Regions from separate parts of the Mus musculus genome. Here region 1 is linked to region 2. A link is a loop called in an ENCODE intact Hi-C map of the cell type or tissue named here. Cell type or tissue: heart. All regions are shown on one strand. Links, peaks and the distances in the headings refer to the core of each region. The heading gives the core; the rest is flanking DNA.

What was found. A loop is a pair of places that touch in the nucleus more often than their neighbours do. Peaks named below come from ENCODE experiments on the same cell type or tissue, not always from the same donor. Only the 100,000 strongest peaks of a DNase experiment are listed, where the experiment ranks them.
Region 1: a loop joins it to region 2, with 1.9 times the contacts of the local background. A loop is called at or near these places in 5 of 42 quality-filtered maps.

The regions. Positions count from the first base shown.
Region 1 is chr4:136,965,666-136,977,368 of GRCm38, reverse strand. No RefSeq gene overlaps it. Among named protein-coding and RNA genes, the nearest start is that of Epha8, 15 kb to the right of the region's middle. In heart, for the core only: a CTCF peak has its summit at 6,228 (motif pointing right); no DNase peak of the experiment used is centred there; H3K27me3 peaks cover 8,000 bases.
Region 2 is chr4:136,680,962-136,688,961 of GRCm38, reverse strand. It overlaps Ephb2 (Eph receptor B2), which reads left to right. Exons shown (of 16, transcript NM_010142.4): 6 at 4,918-5,042. Among named protein-coding and RNA genes, the nearest start is that of Lactbl1, 62 kb to the right of the region's middle. In heart, for the core only: no CTCF peak of the experiment used is centred there; no DNase peak of the experiment used is centred there; H3K27ac peaks cover 384 bases; H3K27me3 peaks cover 5,401 bases.

The DNA.
Region 1 (11,703 bases), core at 1,497-9,496, 290 kb before region 2:
TTCACAGTCCTGGCATCAGGAGGGTCTGATAAAAATGGACGGGGTAAAAGGGACCCCAGAGACTGGGGAGGGAGGGACAGCAACTTTACGCCCTGTGAAGGATGGAAGTGCCTGATCCAGGTAGGGTTAGGACGGAAGCCAGCTTTGCAAGACCAGCATTTGGGGCTGCCTCAGAGCCCAGGGACTGCAACTGAGGAACAAGATGGCTGTGGCATGTAGAGGAGGAAAGTTGTCAAGTGACACACTTAGGAGCTTGGGAGCATGACATTATTAGGTTGTTACAGGGTGACCTCAGGCCTCTCACTGTGACCCCTTCAAGGGCAAAGATGGCATTGACCTTGCTCAAGTACACACACGCAAGCATCTAGGCAGTTAGCCTGGCCCTCCAGGTGTCCGACTGCATAGACCTGTTAGAGCAGGGGCCCTGGGAATGACTGATCTCACCCACACCACATGCAGTGGACATTTGGGGATGAGGCTGGAAAGATACATGGCTTCCGTACCTGGGGAACTCGGACACAAGTTCAAGAATGCCGTGCCAGTCTAGACTAAAGCTGAGAGCTACAGATGCGACACAATTTTCATCTGTTTTATTTGTCTTGGGGAGGTGCTTTTTTTCTCTTAGAAATATTCTCATAATTGTTTTGGGGGTGCTTGTCATGCAAGCCTGAATTTGTGAGTTCAGATCCTCAGACTCAGGTCATCCCAGTGCCAGGGAGATGGGAACAGCATCCTGGGCTTGATAGCCACATAGTGTGCAGCCAACCAGTGAGCTTCAGGTTCAGTGGGTACCACTGTCTCAATAATAAAAGGTGGAGACGTGGTTAAGACACCAACATTGACCCTTGACCTTCACGTGTGCACAAATGTGTGTGCATGCGCGCATACACACACACAACACACACATTCTCATCATTAGCAATTGGCGTTAAGTGCTTCCCACACAGTGGACACTGACCGGACCCTTTAAGATTCTGAGTCCATAAAATGACAGTACCCGCAGTGGTGCGGATGCTGGTGCTCCGGGGTGACTGATGAGGAAGTCAGAGCAATCACAGTAGCAGTGAGCTCGGCTGGAGATCATTCATAACCCTGCTGTGTTTCTTGCTTTCTGCCTGGTTATCCAGGTAAGTGGCAGAGTCTGGCTGCAGGGCTACTGGCCAGTGACCTGTCCCTGTTTTAGATCCCTGAACCCTCTGTACCTTCACTAGACACCTACCAGCTCAGTCAGGGCTTCTTCTAGAATGCAGCAAGCCACAGAGCCTGCTAGAAATCCATGTGGGTGTCTGAGCCCAGTATAGTATGTGACACACTGTGGGACTCCCTTGACCCAAAAACTTACGGGGAAGGTTCATGGCTTCTCTGGCTTCTCATCTCAGCTGGGGCCCCTAAAGCAAAATGTTTCCCATGGCAACATCCATCCTACCAGAGTGTCAGATCTAAAGAAGATACTAGGATGCCTTGGAGCAGAGCCCAGCTTTTGAATTGCTTAGCTCTGTGTTCAAGTCCCTGTCCTGCTCTTTGTTAGCTGTCACTTTAAATGTGCTGTCCTATCCTGGTCTTGTCTGTAAGATGAAGTAATGAACACTCTTATAATAGCAGATAGACATATATAAAAGGCTCTGGTATAGTTGCTGGTGGCCATCAGTGCTCAATGACCATAGTAACCAGTCACATGAGTTGGGCACAGAAACTCCATGGGATGCTTCTAACCCTCAGGTAAGCTGGACTGTGGAGAAGGAGGGGAAAAAAACAAAAAACAGTCCCAGAGAGTAAGGCCTGGTCCCAGCTGTGACTCTCCCAACTTGTCTGGGGCCAGGCACATGGCTGGTGCTCTGGAAATTTCTGTAGTGTGTATATGGAGATAGCAGAGACCACTGGGCAAATACCTCGGGCCAGCCCTCCTCTGGCCTCTACCTCTTACACGGGCAGAATGGGTCACCTGACTTATACATTGACCCTGTTTCTGTCCCAGCCAGAAGACTCAAGGCTTTGTGGTGGGTTGAGCTGAGCAGGAGAGGGTAGAAAAGGCTCAGCCCAACAAGGGCACCCTCAGTTGTGGATGAGTGGGACAAACGTCTCCAGTGTCTCACGGGGCCTCACTGCCCAGTAGCACTCTGGGGTTTCAGTCGGTTCACACAGGTGTGTGCTTTTGATCTTTAACAATATTGAAATTCAGAATCCTGCTGCTTTCCCCTCTGCAGTCAAAAGATACAGAGAGCGACCTCAGCCTCGTTCTCAAGCTTCCTCAGCTGGGTGGACTCAGGCTGCCATTTCCCTGAACCCCCACACCCCCATCATCCTGTCCCTGCCGTCTCTCCTGGTCCCCTATACTTCAGGGCACTTCTGGTGGCTGATTCGTTGATTCTGGTGTCAGTGCTCCTGGGGTTGGAAGGACATGGATTTGTTTTGCTGGTGCAGATGTTGAAGTTTCAAGGAAGCAGATCACTATGTCACGTGAGAAGGCAGTAGCAGACCTGCAGTCAGGACAGCTGGCATTAAGTTTGCTTCCCAAGGAAAAGCGACGGCATGCATAGCAACAGGGTATAGTGACAGGGACACCATTTGGTCACTTCCACTGTGAGTATCCCCAGTGCAGGCATCACATCTGTGTTCAGGTCCCTGGATCAGCAGTGTCCCGTGGGGCTTCATGACAATGGGAACAGTCTACCATGTCATTCAATATGGAAATCACTAGGCCCACGTGGTCGATAGTACTTGAAACGTGGTACAATGGAGGGACCTGATTTTAATTCCGTCTTAGCATCAGATGCAGCTAGTGACTGTCACTGGACAGCATAGAACCAGACAGAGGCTTGGCATGACAAGTGGCTGAGCCCAGCTCTGTCATCTAGTCCCCAAACCTGTGACAGCCCCACTGGGTGCCCAGGTCAGGAAGGAAAGGCACCTGATGTGGGTGGTACCGGCTGAATGGGTGACATCAGTTCAGCTGTGATCTTCAGAAGACACTGTCAGCAGAAGGCTGTCCCCTGCCCGGGGGTCCTGGAAAAAGCACCCCCCAGCTCAGCCTTCACGGTCTCCTTCATCCAGAGGGATCAAATGGACACTCAGAATACTGAAAGGAGCTTGTTCAAGGTCACTCCCCTTTCAGGGTGATGCTGGTGTGAATACGGAATCCCATATGCTCTATCCTATTTAACCCCAGTGGTGGACCAGGGCTAAAGAGAAATGAAAAGGGGCCAAGGAGGCGGCCGGCAGGCTCTCCCTCCCATGGCCTTAAGAAGGCCCCATCACACAGAGGATCTGCACCCACGCTGTGCACTGCCACACATGTGATGTGCCCTGTCTGTGCCAACATCTCCGTGTCTACTGATGCCACTTGCAAGTGAAGGCGTGAGACTGGTGCCTGTGGCCAGTGTACAGCGAAGGCCTTTCTAGGTTATTTTGTGTTGTATATGCAGTGCCCAGGTAGCCCCGTGTGGCCCAACTCTCACGGGACATGAGGGAAATACTCTGTTGTCAGGTAGATGTGGAGGGATTGTGTCCCAACATGCCTGCCAGATAGAGGCTGAGAACAGCTCCATCCTGCCTCTCTTCAGCAGGGGGTGGGGAAGCTTGTGACCCCTTAGCTGGCACACACAGAGGAAGCAACGTTTTCCAAAGTGGGATGATGAGTGCTGCCCAGCAGAACAGGATGTGAGCACAGTGGAGCTGCCTGCCTGCTGGATGGAGATGCCATGCTTCCTTGGCTGGGCTCTGGTGCCCATGGGTAGTGGGAGACTCTTGCTAGGAGATCTCCATTGACCTACAGCTGATCTCAGTGGCAGCTGTGAGAGGCAGGTCTGAGCATGGAGAAGCACCCACGGCTTCTGAGTGCTGAGTCTCCAAGATGCTGAGTCTCCCAGGTCACACCCTCCTGGCTCAGTGACCCAGAGCACTTTCTCATCCTGAAAGGATAGCCTAAGAAGGAGGCCTAAGAAGAGAGAGCTTCCCCGACCCAGCATTCCCACAAAGCTTTCTCTGGGGCTCAAACCTGGGCAGCCAGAGATAAGAGAAGCCACTGTGCTCCAAACACGGGGAGGGGGGAGGTATGCCCCAAACGTGTGCACCCTCCAGAGCCTCTGACCCAGCTGTGGCCACCTACACTGACTGCCTGCCTTCCTACCCAACCTCTCCATACCCCAGGTAGCTGTCACTCACTCTCAGACTCCTCCCTGGACCCCACCAATGACATCAAATACAACATTGAGCTCATGGTCATTTATGTTTATGCTTGGGTTATTTGGAGTTTTGATTTTTGGTTTGGTTTAGTTTGGTTGTGGTGGTAAACTAGATGTAACACAAACAGCTACCAACTGATTTTAAGTGCAAAGTTGAGCCATTTCGGGCACACCCATTCCCACTGTGCCCCTTACTACCAGACTCCTTCCAACCTTCCATATTTCAGCTCTGGACCCATGAAACATTTCATCACCCCCAAAGAAGTCTCCTCTCCAGCACCAGTCCCCAGGGCCCTGTGCTCACCGTGTGACTCTATGTGACTTTCCCTCACCAAGCTCTCAGAGATGACTTTGTAGTGTCTGTGTGGGCTCTCTGCCCTGCAGAGCCCCTGATGAGCGATTAGGAGTTCAGTGTGGCTGGGAGGATGGCTCAGCATGGGTGGGGTCCTGGGTTCCATCCTGACAGTGACTCTGCCTCTGGGAGGTCCCCAGCACTGAAAATGATAGCGCAGCAAAGTGAGTATCCAAGCTTTGGCTGCGTGAGCCGGGCCCTGCTCCCCTAGGCACTCGTTATGCGTCACCAGGTCCCTAGAATCCAGGCAGCTCACAAGGATTTACTAAGCACTTACTATGGCTTAATAGTGATACTGGGTACTAGGGTAACCACAGTGAAAAGGCCAGGCTCAGCTCGTACTGTGGGGCTCATGTTTAAATGGACCAGACAGACGAGGAACGAGGAGTGTGCTTGGTGGTGGTTGGCTTCCAGGGAGGAAGACTGAAACCCTAAGCACCAGAAGTGTTGGAGCCAGAAAGACATATAGGACGGTGTCAGACAGTGCAGTGCGCACCTTTTTAGATGGTGTCTTAGTTTGTTTTCTGTTACTATAACAGAATGCCTGAGCTGGGTATTTTATAAAGAAAAGAGACTCCCCAGACTGGATATAAATAATGAATGAGGGTGCCAGCTACACAAGAGCTTGTGGGTCATCCTACGGGTATGGCCAGGGAAGGGTTTTGAGCAGAAAGCGCTGGGCTGCAGTGTAGAGAATAAACGTAAGGGAAACGGTGGGTGCTGGGAGTAGTTAAGGGGCTCTTGCAGTCTTGTCACAGCAACGCTTTATACAAATGGAATGACACGGTGGCACCAGCGGAATTCTGAGACTTGTCTAGGTGAGCGCAGGGGAAATGGTGGGCAGTGGGAGAAAGCCAGCCAATTTGCTAGTGAGTCGGACTGACGAGGATCTCAGGGGAAAGAGCAGAGTCCAGGATGACTCCCCGGGGTTTGGGGGCTGTGGGAGAACCTGGAGGAAGGCATGTTTTAGGGAGAGATAAGGAATGTGCTGGGTACTTGCAGTCTAGGGTGCCTGTTTAATATTGCAGAACATACTGGCCAAGTGTTCCTCTGTTGTCTCCTGTCTGGCGCCTGGCATCACAGAACCCCCCTGGAGACCCTAGCTGCAGCTCTGACTTACCAAGTCTGTGTGGGAAAGATACTGGGGTCAGTTTGCCTTCCCATCTGTCTGTCCACCCATCTATCAGTCCATCCATCCATCATCCATCTGTTTTCCTAATATGCCCTGCGTGTCTAACCTATGTCAGATTCAGCCAAAGGACTCAGCAAGAAACAAGCACTGGCCTGATTCCCCCCTCTCCCTCCCCGCAGGGGCTCTCACTCCAGTTACAGCCTCCCCATCCTGTCCTTCCAGACTCTGCTCCCACCCCCAGGTCTCCAAAGGCCAGGTTTCTCCATAGGTAAAATGTTGTGGATCAGACTGTCTCCCGGTGCCCCAGGAACCCAGCCCACCCATAGCTTCACAAGAACACTCTGCTGCTCCCCTCCCCCATCCTCCAAGCTGGGGGAGGGAGGGCCCTGTGTCAGCACCTGTGTCCTCCTAGAATGCACAGCTGACCAGCAAAATGTGCCCTGACATCAATTTTGCCATCTACGAGTTCCTTGGAGAAGTGATTAGCCTTGGTGAAGCAATTACACCAACCCAGTGTGCATGCTCAGGACCAGGGCGGCCTGGATTGCCGAGTGCGTCCTCAAGGGGGCGATAATGAGCTACCGGGCTGGAAAAAAATCCCTCTCCCTGTTATTCACAAAGCACAGATGTGCACAGGCTACATACACAGACACAGCCCATCTACAGAATGAAACTTTCATTAGGGGGAAATTTTTAAAAGGGTCCTTGGGGAATAACACTTAAGATGGAGCAGCCCAGACCAAGAGGAGGGGAACTGGGTCAGGGCTGGGAATACAGTGGCCAATCCTGGTGCTGGAAACAAAGATGACCAGGCTCAAGGACACTGCGCCTGAGCCCCACTATCTAGTGAGGTGCATGCAAGAATATCAGACAACATGATGCCTTGTGGCCAGAGCTGCCACACCAGGGGCCAGGAGAGGACAGGCTCGGCTTCAAGGTTCCATGGACTGGGTCGGCACTGTGGGCAAGTGCACAGACTGGCTGGTCCCTTTGGACAGTTAGGGTGGTGAAGGCCAAGAGGCTCAGCTCAGGGTAACTGCTTGCCTGCAGTCCCCAATCAGTGCAGAAGATGTTCTTGTGGCTACCTGATTTAATGCAAAAATTCCAGACCAGGGGCTATCCTGGCCTGGGGTGTACCCAGTGTGGGGGAGATAAACACAACCCCACCACCACCACTACCACCACTGCAACTCCCACCCCGCCATCTCCAGGCTTCACCCACAGCCTGGAAGAATCAATGCAAGTCAATGGTCTCTACCTAGGGATAAATGGATCCACTCATGTGAGGAAGAGATTCTCTAGGCAAGGAAACAGGCAAGTTAATCGCTTTTTCAAAAGTCACACAGGTAGTCGAGTCAGGACTTTAGCCCAGAGACTGAAAGCTCAGAGGAAGTAAGAGTGCAGGAGATGCATGCGTGTGCTGGTGGGGTGGTATACGACGGGGAGGCAGGCCCCCACAGATTCCCCGCGCTTGACTTTCCTATGGGTGGCCCAGGCTGGCGGCCTCTCCTGGAGCTGTTAACAAGCATAGCACGTGCTAAGGAGTTAGACTGGGGCAGCTGGAGACCCTGGAGACCCCCAGCAGGGGAAGGAGCGGGGGAAGCCCAGGGGGGCGGAGCTGTCTTCTCAAACCTCTCAGCTGTCAGAGCTGCACTGGACACAGATCTGACCAAACCAGAGGCCTCATGCGGACCCCCCATGGAGCCTGGGATAAGGTCCTGGCAGCTGAATGAGCCAGTCAGCGCCCCCCACCTGACCTCTGCCAACCCCCAGCCCCAGCCCCATCACTATCCTCCCTTCATCTGTCACTTAGGTTACCCCACCCTCAGGTCTGCTGCTCCACTTCTGGGCAAGGAGAATCTGCTCTACTCTTGAAGCCCCGCCTCCCCCTACCTCCCACCCCCGGGGTAGAAGCATGGCCCCTTAGCTTTTCGGATTGGGGGGGGGGGCTCTTTTTGCTGCAGCATCTGGTCCTGGAACCTGGCCCTGCTGCTGGTTTTGTCTGTGCCCTCCTTCTACAGTCAGAAGTTGCCTCTAGGGGCGCAGTGGCTGTCATGACCCCCAAGGTACATCCATCCCTATGCAACTAGTGGGAAATGACTTGCCTAAGGGCACGCTCTGAGGTGGCACTGGATAAAGCCTGGGAAACCAACCCCACAGTCCCAATTCTGCCAGCACACGACCCCTAAGCTACATGCAGGGCCCTGATGCTGTTCTGCTGATGTCATCATCCTGCCCCACAGGGTGGCTCCTATTCTCCTTCTGACATGCTTTTTGTTTCTCTCTGAACTGAGCCTTGACGTTTTAGGTCTGTCCCCACCATGGGGACAGCCCCCCCTCCCCATATCAGCACAGGGACCTGACCAGCTGTGCTTACTGCTGGGTCCCCACAGCTGGCCTGGTGCAGGTGTCCAGGAAATGCTTGCTGAGTGAATCCCCCTCACCACGTGGCCCGCCACATCTGTCACCGGCTTGATCCTCTCAGCCATTCTCCGAGCAGGCAGCATAGGTGTCAGGGGAAGAAGCAGGTATCCCGAGAGGCTGGCCCACGGCTGACGATCAGCAGAACAGCAGAATCTTGTGGCAAGGTTGGCCTGATCTCCAGGCTCACGTTCAGACACCATTGCCACAGAGGAGGGTGTGGCACCCACTAGCCCTGCCTTGCCAAGGTCACTAAACCAACTCTGGCTCAAGACACTGTCGTTATTCGTTGCAAGGCCTTCAGCTGGGCCCTCTGAGACCCAGGCACAGAGCCGGTAATACTTTTCCGGACTTCATTCTTGTCTTGTATTCAGCCATGGGAGGGCTCTGCAGACACCATAATCGGCTGCAGTTCACCTTGACCGGTCCCCCAGCCCCCTGTGGCTTTTGAAATGAGCACACTCCTTCCGGGCTGTGGTGTCATGAATTCTCTGGCCCCATCTTTGATGAGGCCTCTGGCTGGGGTCAGGATCTTCTGACAGCCTTGGCAGGAGCCTTTTCAAGCGCCTAATCCACCTGGCAGGTGTTTGAACTCTGGGAAATTATGCCTTCAAATCTTGTCCTAATGAAAACTCAGCCACCACTTGCCAGAGGTGGGAAGAGAATGGGGAGGAGGGAGAGTGGGAGAGGGTGGAATCCAGCTACTGGTCCTGTCCTAGCTCTGTCCCCAAGACCTTTGCTCCCTCCAGTCAGCTCCTTTCTGGCTCCTGCACCTGGGCAAAGTTCCTTCCCCACTGGGCTTCAAGCCCCCAACTCGGGGTGTGTGCGCGATTAACAGCTCCTTCCTGTAAACTACCCAGTTGAGGGGGCCATGGGGGAGGGGGGGATCAAGGCAGCTCTTAGCAGGACGGTGAGACAGACATGTCACCTCTGACCTTGGCTGGAAGCACTGTCTGCACACAGGCACCCGAGCCCTGTGGATAGGACCTGTCTTGAGTCTGCCGCACACAGAGTAACTGTTCAGCAAATGTGTGCTGGCTGTGGGGACATCTCCACATCTCCTCTTCATCCTCTGCAGCTTCCTCAGTTTGTCTATAGTGTCCCCTACCACTCCCTGTCCTTTCCTGTTCTCTCGGTCTCCCCTAGAGCTGTCTCCGATGGCTTTCAAGTCTTCCATCGCTAGATCTCTGCTCTTCTTCAGTCTAGCTTTTGGCCTGCCAGTCTCTTGCCCGTCTGCTTTCCCCTTTCTTTGTGGCTTTCTCTGTCTCGTTTTCCCTCTGGATCTAATCACACACACACACACACACACACACACACACACACACACACACATACACCCTACTTTACTCTCTTGGTCTCTGTTGCTACCCCCACATCCTCCAATCTCACCCCTATTCTCTTTCCTAGTTATCACTACCAGCTCCTCCCCCTCCTCCTCCTCTGCCTCCTCCTTTCCATCCTCCCCCTCCTCCTCCCACTCTTTCTCCCTCCCTCTCTGCTATTATGTCTCCTCCTAGTCACTTGTTCAGCCCTCTCCTCCCCTAGCTTCAATGGAACCCGGCTCCTCACAGATCCCTCTCCTCCTCGGGAAGGCAGGCACGGCAGCAATGGAGAAGCCCCCTGGATGACAGCCGAGCCTGCGCATCCCTCGGAGCTGTCACCGAGGAAATCACACACCACCGCCTGAAATTCAAATTAGAGTTTTGCTGAAGCCGCTAAAACTCATCAAATACCATCTTTGAAGTCCCCTAGCAAGCTGGCCAGTGCTCTTAAATGAGTCCCGGTGGGAAACAAGCCATGGGCTAAGGTTCTGGGCAGCAAGCAGGGTCACCAGGAGAAGGGGGGGGGTCTCTCCTCTTGACCATTGGCCCTGGCCAGGTCCAGCCACGGAGGGTCACTGCCACTGGAGGCTCCTACGGATCAGGCTCAGTGAGTTAGCCACCAGTCTCACCAAGGCACGCCTCCTACTGCGGGAGCTTCACACTTCACCCACAGATGGGGGACAGGAAGCAGCAAGGAGAGAGGAGGTGCTCTGGTCCTGCCCTTAGAGCCTTTGGCCAGGGCTAAGGAGGTCTGAGTGGGCACAGTGGGGTCAGTTGAGGTTTCTGGGTCATCTTTGCACCTCTCCTGTTCTGTGAACCAAGACCAGTGACCTCACCCCTCTCAGCCTCCTCTGCATAGAGGCTGGACTCCCAAGACACTGCAAGGATAAACTCATCCCCGACCTGACAGTACCCAGCCCACCGCAGCTGCTCCATAGAGGATCGTTAGCAGAGCAGCAACAATAACAACCCTCACGGTCATCAGTAACAATTAGCTGATCCGGATCTTAAGCACCAGGCGTTGTTTCAGGAGATGACTATATTAACAGATGATCCGACATGAGCGCCATTTTACAAATGGGCTGAGAAAGCTCCTGACATCAACTTCTTATCCCAGCAGATGTCTGCCCCGCCCACAACTTCAGAGCCTCTACGAGGGGCCCTAAGCCCAAGGCTGGTCTTCAGTTACTGCCTGCACTTCAGTGTCCCCGGCAAATGTCCACCTGCCCTTTAAAATCCTACTACCAGGCCCTCCTGACAGGATGGCTTTCTGCTTGGAGGCTTTTGGAATCCGTCCCTGCCAGATCAGACTGCCCTCCGCTATTGTCTGGCCTCTGTTTGGACATATTACCAACTACCATCAGGCCCACATGGAAGGGGAATTTTCTGCTTGTGAACTTCAAAATAAAAGTCCCTGACACACTCTTCCTGTCATCTGTGACACATGACCCCTGGGAAGGACAGAACACTTGCCTATAGTAGAAAGATGAGCTTCCAAGGACTTTAGGAGCAAGAGAAAAGACACCGAGTTTTAAAAAGTCGTCCAGGAGGGGCTGAAGGAGCCCTGACTGCATGGGCTGTGCTACCAGGATCAGTCTGAGAAGATGGGACATTCCAGAGGCTGACCTGGGTGGGGAGGTACAGGGGGCTTTGGATTGGGGGGACAGGGCTACACTATGCAGCTCAGGCCATCCCTGAACTTCCGATCCCGCCTCCACCTCCTAAGCGATGGGATTACAGCAGTGTGGCGCCATGCCCTCCTCGGGGAGTCTTTTAGAGACCATGAAGCTTGAGTGGTTTGAAGCTGAATCCAGTGAATGGAGGGAAGCAGCAGGGGAGGGGGGGAAGAGAGAGAGAGAGAGAGAGAGAGAGAGAGAGAGAGAGAGAGAGAACACCAGCTTAGAGAAAGGCCACAGCATACAGTTGGCTAAAGCACCTGCACCCTTCCTGCGAGCCCCACCCCCCACCCCACCCCGGCAGCATTTCTCTGGCACCTCCATGGACCTCTCTAGTTCTAGATGACCAGAAATGATGAAAAGAGATGACTCAGCAGGGATGGCAGGCAGGTGCTGGGCCCATTGCCCACTGCCACCCAGTACTCGATTTCAGACAAACTCAGAGAACTCCCAAAGGTGGGGCAGGATAGAACCTTTTCTGTTCGTGAATGGGAGGGAGTCAGGACCAAGGTGGGAACCCAGGCTTTGAACCTCAATTAGGATGGGAGGACTATGGAAGTTCCTCCAGACGGAAGTTCCTTGACGGCCAGGGCACCTAGCTCATCTCTTTCGGTGCCTG
Region 2 (8,000 bases), core at 1-8,000:
CAGTGTGCCATTACTACATGCCTTGTCACTACAGGCTTAGCCAGTTCCAGCTGCACACAGTAGGACCTCACAGTTCTGAGGCTATGCAGACCTCTGCAAACTAAGCAGGGCATGCGTCTTGCAGCTGGGGCTGCAGGATCTTTGAGTTTTTCTCTTTATTCTTACATGGAACCTAGGCTCCCGCGTGTGCTGGGTTTGTAGCTATTTATCTTTCCCCTTTTTTAATTTTGAAGTCTGGACTCGCTAAGTTGCCCGGGCTGGCCTTAAATGTACTCGGTAGCCCCAGGGAAACTTTGAATTTGAGATCCTCCAGCCTCAGCTTCCTGAGTAGCTGAGATTACAGCCTCTGGGTCACCAGGCCTGGCTTCTGGCCATTGTGTATTGAGACAGTGTGCTGAGTCTGGTTCTTCCAGGGATGGCTTGGTTTCCTTCAGCTTCGAGCCACCCTGAGCCACTGAGATCCCTTCAAGTCCTTGCCCAGAACCTCTGAGAGCTTTCATTCATCCACAGGATGCCTGGTTTTTCAGCCTTCCAAACTCAAGGGCTCCCTACTGGGAAAACCCTACTCCTTTAAGTTTGGTCTCCATGTGGGTAACATAGGAAAGTCTCCCATCTTGAGAGCTATTTGCCACATGGGGGCGCCATATTCCCCAAGACGGGGGTGTAGACATCTTCTGGAGTCATGGTCCTGCTAATCAAAGCATGTAATTAGGGTCATATTGAAATACCCCATATTATCTCATGCACATCTCTTGCTACGTAGAGGGAAACCGAGGCCCAAAGAGATTCCTAAGTGGCTCCTCTGGATCCCATGAGGCTCCTTGGCAGAACAGGTCCCAGGCTCCCTGCCCAGGTCTGTGTCCACGACACCATGCCACGTGGCTCCCTCAATGAAAGACTTTGAACTCTCCAAAGCCTTTCTTATCCCCGGGGCTCCTCTGATCCTCATGCCCTGCTGGGTCCGGGCACACAATGCCTTCTGCTCTGGAACTGGTATGAACTTGTCTTCACCCTCTTCTCTCCCTGGGAGGCTGAGAGGATCAGAGAGCTCTGGGCAGGGGCCTGGGGAAAGAGGAGAGAAGGGAAGAGAAGGCGAGGGAGACCGCATCCTGCGCTCTGATCCTTTGGAGCCGGGGAGGCGTTGCTCACTGAAGGTGCCATTGAAGATGGGCTCACTGCGTGATACAGGCGGGACACGAGACAGGTGGGACGACAAAGCTGGTGGCAGAAGAGAAGCAATATGCCACAAGTTTGAGAGTCTCTGGGCAGCCTGTGGCAGCGTTGGTCCTGGTAGAGGTATGCTCGTGTTTGCTGTCTGTCTATCTGCTCCAGAGCGTGGGCAGTTCCCTATTTGGAGTTGATAGCTGTCCATTGGACTGCAGGGGCCCCAGCTGCTACATGTCTCTACGCCTCTAGTACAGTGGTTCCCAACCTGTGGGTTGTGATCCCTTTGGGTTCAAACAACCCTTTCACAGGGGTCACCTAAGACCATCAGAAAACAGATATTTACATTATGATTCGTAACAGTAGCAAAATTAGTTATGAAGTAGCAATGAGAATAGTTATGGTGGGGGCGGTCACCACAATATGAAGAGCTGAATTAAAGGGTCTCATCACTAGCAGGGTGTCCTGGATACAAAGTCCTTGCCATCGCAGGGAACTGAGGCAGCAGACAGACAGATGGACACACACAGGAGCCTTTTCAAGTGAGGTTCGCCTCTATCCCATTTGTCAAAGGCAGTCATCCAGACAGGCCCAGAACCAGAGACAAGAAACCTGAAAATGGATAAGACAGAAAGGTACAATTATAGAGGGATGGTTGATACAGCAGGCTGCATGGCCTTTCTCTGAGCCATAAATAATATTAGAAAGTAGAGAATGTGGAGTCCAGGGGAACCAGACTCCTCAATACATCTTTTTCTGGGCCAAACTAGCTGCAGTGTCTCCTGCTATCACATACACATCCCAGACACCAGGATAGAAGGTGAATTAGGAGCATGCTTTCCTTGTAAAACTGACTTCCTTTGGGTTTTTATGTAACAGTTCAGCTTGTATCTACTGACAAACTCAACACGGCCACTCCAGCCAGTAGAGAGGTTAGGGAAGTGTAGTCTTTTAATTGGGCACGGTGTGCTTAACTACGAACTCGCATTTTGCTCCTGTCTGAAAGATTGACTGTTGGGAAGGAGGCTGAAGGAAAAAGAGTCTGGGAAGAGAGAGGGCTAGCTTGCCCAAAGCCAGCCAGCCAGCCTTCCTGCCTGCCTGTCTTCCTTCCTTCCCTCCACATACCAATTAACATTACTGAGGCACACATTGTTCCAGGCACTGGGGGTAAGGGTTGAACGTGTGTGAGGCAGAGAGGAGACAGGGATGGTGTCCCTGAACAGGTGACATTGGAGTGGAGACTCAAATGAAGATGAGACCATTGATCTCTGGTGGATGGGAGGCAAGAGGTTTCTCAGCAAAGAATCAGGAGCCAAAAACCCCAGGGGTGGGAACCTCGGTATATTGGGGAACATAAAGAGACAGAATAGATGGTGTCTGGGAGAAGGGAGATGGTGAAAAGAGCGATGCCAGACAGGGCCTCCACAGCAGGGTCGGGCATCTGTGGAGTCATCTCCATCTGGGGGCAAGGGCAGGAGATGGTTCTGGGGCCTGCAAGGCCATTAGGCCTGGGCCTGGGGTGGGGCCTCAGACAGTCCAGTGAGTGGCTGCCTCTCCCCATGGCGCCTTAGCTCACTGCCTCTTCTCAACTGGGAATGGATGGCCAAAAGTGGGTTTTTCCTTGATCCTCAGCACACAGGAAGTGAGGTGTGGCCTCCTGCCTCTGGCCAGGCAGCATCCTAGCCTTCTGCCTCTCTGACCTATGCTGGCATCTAGGACTAGAAGCCAGTCCTTCATTTAGCCTGTGGGGACCACCTTGTAGTATCACCTCATGCAACCTCGGAAGTCCCTTTTCAGCCCCTTCATAACTTAGGGAAGAAACATGACTCATAGGGAGAATTCAGCTGGCCCAAGCCCCTGCCAGGAAGGGACAGGCTTTCCCCATTCTCCCCAGGTCTTGCTGGAGGCCAGCAGGCCCCCTGGCCACCTGCTGCAGGAAAGCAGGCTGCCCAGCTTCCCCCACCTCCTCTGTGCTCTGCCCCCTGGGGCTCCATCTCCTGGCAAGGGTCACAGGGTACCACTGACCCCATAGCCTCCTGGCGTGCCCGTCTGATAATTGAAAATACCAGAATTCCCAGATGTCCAACTTCCAAGGTAACCTGACCCAGCGTGGGCGCGGCAGCAGGAGGGGCCCGGACAGCTTCTAGCCTGTGCCTTTTCTCATTGCTAATCTCTGGATTCCGAGAGAGGGGCCAGCTCCCCAGCCAGCCTTGATCATCTTCCTGGCAGATCTCATCTCCTCACCACGCCTGGGTCACGGGGCTTAGGGGCTCAGAGCCCAGGATCTGCCTGAAACCCAAGCCTGCTACAGCCCAGACCCTTCAAGCCCGTGGGAGCTGCCATGGCTGGAGGGGGGTGGATTGGCTTCAAGACTACAGTCTGGAGCTTAGGATGTCCTTACAAACCCTCTGCAGCATCCCTGGTCTGCCATTATCGCCACAAGAAAGCTGATTGGCCCCGAGTTTGCCTGGGTTTGAATCTTGGCTCCATTGCTTGACTTCAGGCAGGTTTCTCCATAACTCCTGAGTTCATTCCCTCATCTGTAGAGTGGGTATTATAAATGCCCAACCCACAGATGACATGTGTTATCTGAGTTAGTGACCCTGTGGGTGTCAGAAACCAGGGCCTCCTCTGGGTGGGTATCTTGAGTCCACAGGGTCTCCAGGAAAGAGAGCTGAGTGGACAGAGGTGCAGGCAGCCATCTTCTTCAGGCCTTCTGTCATACCCCAGGCCCTTCAGGACAAGGACAGACTCCAAAGGCTGGGCCCACTTGCCTTGGCTACATGGTCCTACCCCTCCTCTCAAGAGCCCACCCTGTGGCTTCAGCTAGAGGGACTGTGGGCAGAGTCCTGCCTGCACACAGTCCTTGAGGGGTGGAATGGACCACATGCCCCACCAGGCTCACTGCTATGGACCCACCCACCCTCTGCTGTGTGACCTTGGACAAATCACTCACCCCCCTTCTCTGTGCATGCTTGGGAGTCCGGATTCCCAGGTACACCACATCTGAGACCTGCAGGATCAGTGGCTGGGGTGGGAAGGCAAGGTGTGGTCTGTCCAGGTCTCCCAGTTACACTGGCACCGGCTGAGAAGAGGCAAACAACAGGAGATTCCAGAAGCAGCCACCGGGGGGCCCTGGCTCTGGGTGGAGTCTCTGGTTCCTTGGTACAGAGCCTAGTGTGGTGCTGGCTGGGGGTGGGGAGAAGAGCTTGGGGGGGGGGCCTCACTAGACAGAAATGAGCCCACTTTCTTCTATGAGTCTGTATGGCCCTGAACGGCCAGGTGGCGCGGCTTCTCCCTGGAGGGATGCTGGCATTCCCAAAATTATTTCCCAGTCCTCACACACACACACACACACACACACACACACACACACACACACATACACACACCTTCCATAGCATCAAGCAGAGATGTGGAAGCTGAGGCTCCCAGTAGTGAAAGACCCCATCCAGGTCACAGGTCAGCGAGCCGTGTGGGGATGAATAGGCCGATCAGGTCAACATGTATGACATAGCGTCAGCGTGTTTCCTGTACCTCATCTAGTTCCACAACACTGTCACAAGCCCCCTAGAGAAGCCCCAGCCCCCACCATGGTCTGGAATTCCCTATTGGTCCTTTCTCTGGTCCCTGACCCCCCCACCAACCTGCTCTCTGACCCTGTCCTCACTGGCCCCATGGCTCTCGTGCTTCTAAAATAAGTTGTACTTCCTCATGCCTGCTTTGACCCCTGACCTCTGACCTCTCTTGCAGCACCATCGGCCGTGTCCATCATGCACCAGGTGAGCCGCACTGTGGACAGCATCACCCTGTCGTGGTCCCAGCCAGACCAGCCCAACGGTGTGATCCTGGACTACGAGCTGCAGTACTATGAGAAGGTAGCCGTGTGCCCACTGGCTCTGCCTCCCCAAACGCCCCTCTCCCAGTCTAGGCCTGGTGTGTACTCTCCTGCCAGCCTCAGGCTCAGCCTGCCGGACTCTCCGTTGCCTCTCCTGCCCCTGCTGTGAGATCTTAGGCAGGTGCCTTGCCCTCTCATTGTTCTGGTCCAGGGGACGGGCTGTCTGTCTGAACGATATGCCACCTTCATTCAGACCTATTACTGTCGAGACCTCTTCAGTCTTGACCTCAGAGGCCTGAGTTTGAGATAAACTGTTTTTCAAAACAAAACAACAAAACTGGTCTTCACCGGTTGAAAGCATCTGTCTATACCCTATGCGGGGTGGACCCCTAGAAGGGCCTCTGGGAAAGATGGACTTCTGATCAAACTAAGGTGTCAGTGACTAACAGGAAACCCACAGTTGAGGGGATCCCACAATGGGTTGACAATGAAGAGAAGGGCTCTTCCTATAGGCTGAGGGAAGAAAGCCAGACTTCCTCTAAGGCCCTCTGAGTCTACCGTGGCTTTGTCTCCACCCAGGCACCTTGGACTGCATAGACGGATTTCTCTCTGATCTTTTAGAATAGACTCCACTCCTCTTTGAGAGACCTGTGGCTGGAAGCCACGCATGTAAGACAAACAGGCAGAATCAATTTGCATCCTCAGGCAGTCAAACTTTGCCCTGGGGGGGGCCTCCATCTCCACCTGGGTGGATGGCAGAGGAGACTGCCACTCCATGAGGAGGAAGAAGGGGCAGACACCAGCACCAAGCATGTCCCTGGTCCCCTGCAGAGGTGAATGTGTGGGCTCCCTGCTCTCCTGCCTGTCTCCTACAGGGTGGGCTAGTATTTCAGGACAGTGCCACATGGGACCAGAGACCGTGAGCGCCACATAGCACAGGCCTCCAGGAGTGGACATAGCAGTTGGCCTCCCGTAGGGATAAACACCAGAGGCCCTGTAACCTGGTGCCTAGACCTAGAATTCCTCTTCCTTCTACCCATAGAGACCACAAGGACCCCAGAGAAAGGTGCCTAGGACTTCTGTTCAGACTAAGCTGCTGGTAAATGGTTGATAGAAAGCCCTTTGTTGGGGGTGAGCTCATAGTGAGCAGGAAATGATGGGGGGGTGTCATGCTGTTGGGGCTCAGGGACTGTGGCAGCTAGGCCTGCGGAAACCCACTCTCTGAGACCCCCGCCTAGTCCCCATCAGCCTCTGGGTTAGCAGAGATCTGTTTGTCACCTATTAACCCTGTCTCATTCATGCGCTCCTCATGATCATGGACTTCCCCCCTGCATATCCCAGTGTCCTGTGCTGCTGTCAGGAGCCACCTCTCTCTCTGGTCATCACCTTCTCCCCAGAGCTCTAAGCTGAAGCCTAGAGAAACCCAGTAGATGAGTTGAGTGAAAGAATGAAAGACCCCACCCCCACCCCCCACATCACTACAGTGCCCAGCTATCTTAATCAGCTGTCTCCCCTCAGAGAAGCCTGCACCCCCCCCGCCCCAACTCCTACCCCAGCCCCAGCTTTTGACTTCTCCATCATATTCTTCCCTCCCTGGTCTCTTATCCCTGCCTATCAGCATCTTCAGGGTACCAGGAAACACCATCACTTCTACCAGCCTTGAGCATCTTCCCACAGCCTCTGCCTCTTCTCTGGAAAGCCCACATGCTGGCAGCAAAGGGCCTGGTCTCCCTAGGGTGCGAATGATGAATGAGAGCATTGTGTGGATGGAGCAGAGAGTGAGGGATGGAGCTCATGAATGAAACAAAAACCAGAGGCAGGCTGGCCACTTGGGCCAGTCACTTCCTGCCCCTCACCACCCCAGCCAGCCCCAGTTCCTACTTTAGTATTTCGCCATGAATGTCTTGACCTTCTCTGAGAAGCTTTTCCATGCTGCCAAGACCAGGGCCAATGTTGAATCCTCTCTTGGCCCTCTGCTGATAGCTCTGAGCCACCGTGGGTGAGACATTAGCTCTGCTGTGTCCTGGCGCCTGGTATACAGTAGACATTCCATAAGTACTTGTTGATGTGTTGAGCAGTGGCTACTGAGAGGCCTGAGTGTCTCTCTTGAAAAAAATCTCACTGGGTCCTGAAGGACTTTGAAGGGGCTCCCAGTCTGGGTAGCTGGACAAAGGAAGCTTTGCCTTGCAGGGGCCAGTGTCTCTGCTCCCTCCAGCAAGGACAGCTTAACAACTGATTTTAGAAAGAAAGAAAAGGAAAAAAAAAAAAAACAGAAGAAAGAAAAGGGAAAAAAACTAATTAAGAAGCCTTGTGATTAAATGAAACTGAAAGTATTTTTCCCCAAAGATTGGAGCGGAAATGAGGAATCCCTCTGTGGTCCTGACTGCGACCCATTTCCTAGCGCACCAGCCAGGCCTGGGAGCCTGGCAGAGGTGTTGGCTGGGGTGGCACTGCTCTGCTTTCTTTGGGACCAGGTGGCTCCACAGTAGCCAAGTGGCTACCTGGTCACTTCTCACAGTCTTCGATGTGTGCGGGGGACACCACACTATCACCACAATCGTCCTTGGAATGGTACCCCCAGGCACTGACGGGAGGAGAAACTGAGGGACAGAGGCCCATGTGGCCTGTCAGCACTTTGTGCTGAGAGTCAGAAGGAGGATCTACCCTCCATCTCCCTTTCTTACTCTCTCTGGTGCTCCTGCCTCCCGGCTTTCTCCCATGGTTACTTCTGAGATGACCAGTGACATGTAGCCAGGTCCCTGTCGGTTAGCCCGTCTGCTCAGTCTGAGTGTACATGCCATCAAAGGACAGCCACTGGGTCATTTGACTTCCACTGTTACCAGCTGACGCTGGCTGCAGAGGACTTGGCCATCTGGGGGGCGGGTGTGGGGGGAAGGCTCAGACAGTAACAGCCGTGTGAAGTACTCTCCATACGAAGAAGGTCTCGGCGGTGGGAAGTACCCAAGCATGGCCTGCCGCCATGGCGCGGGTGAGAGGA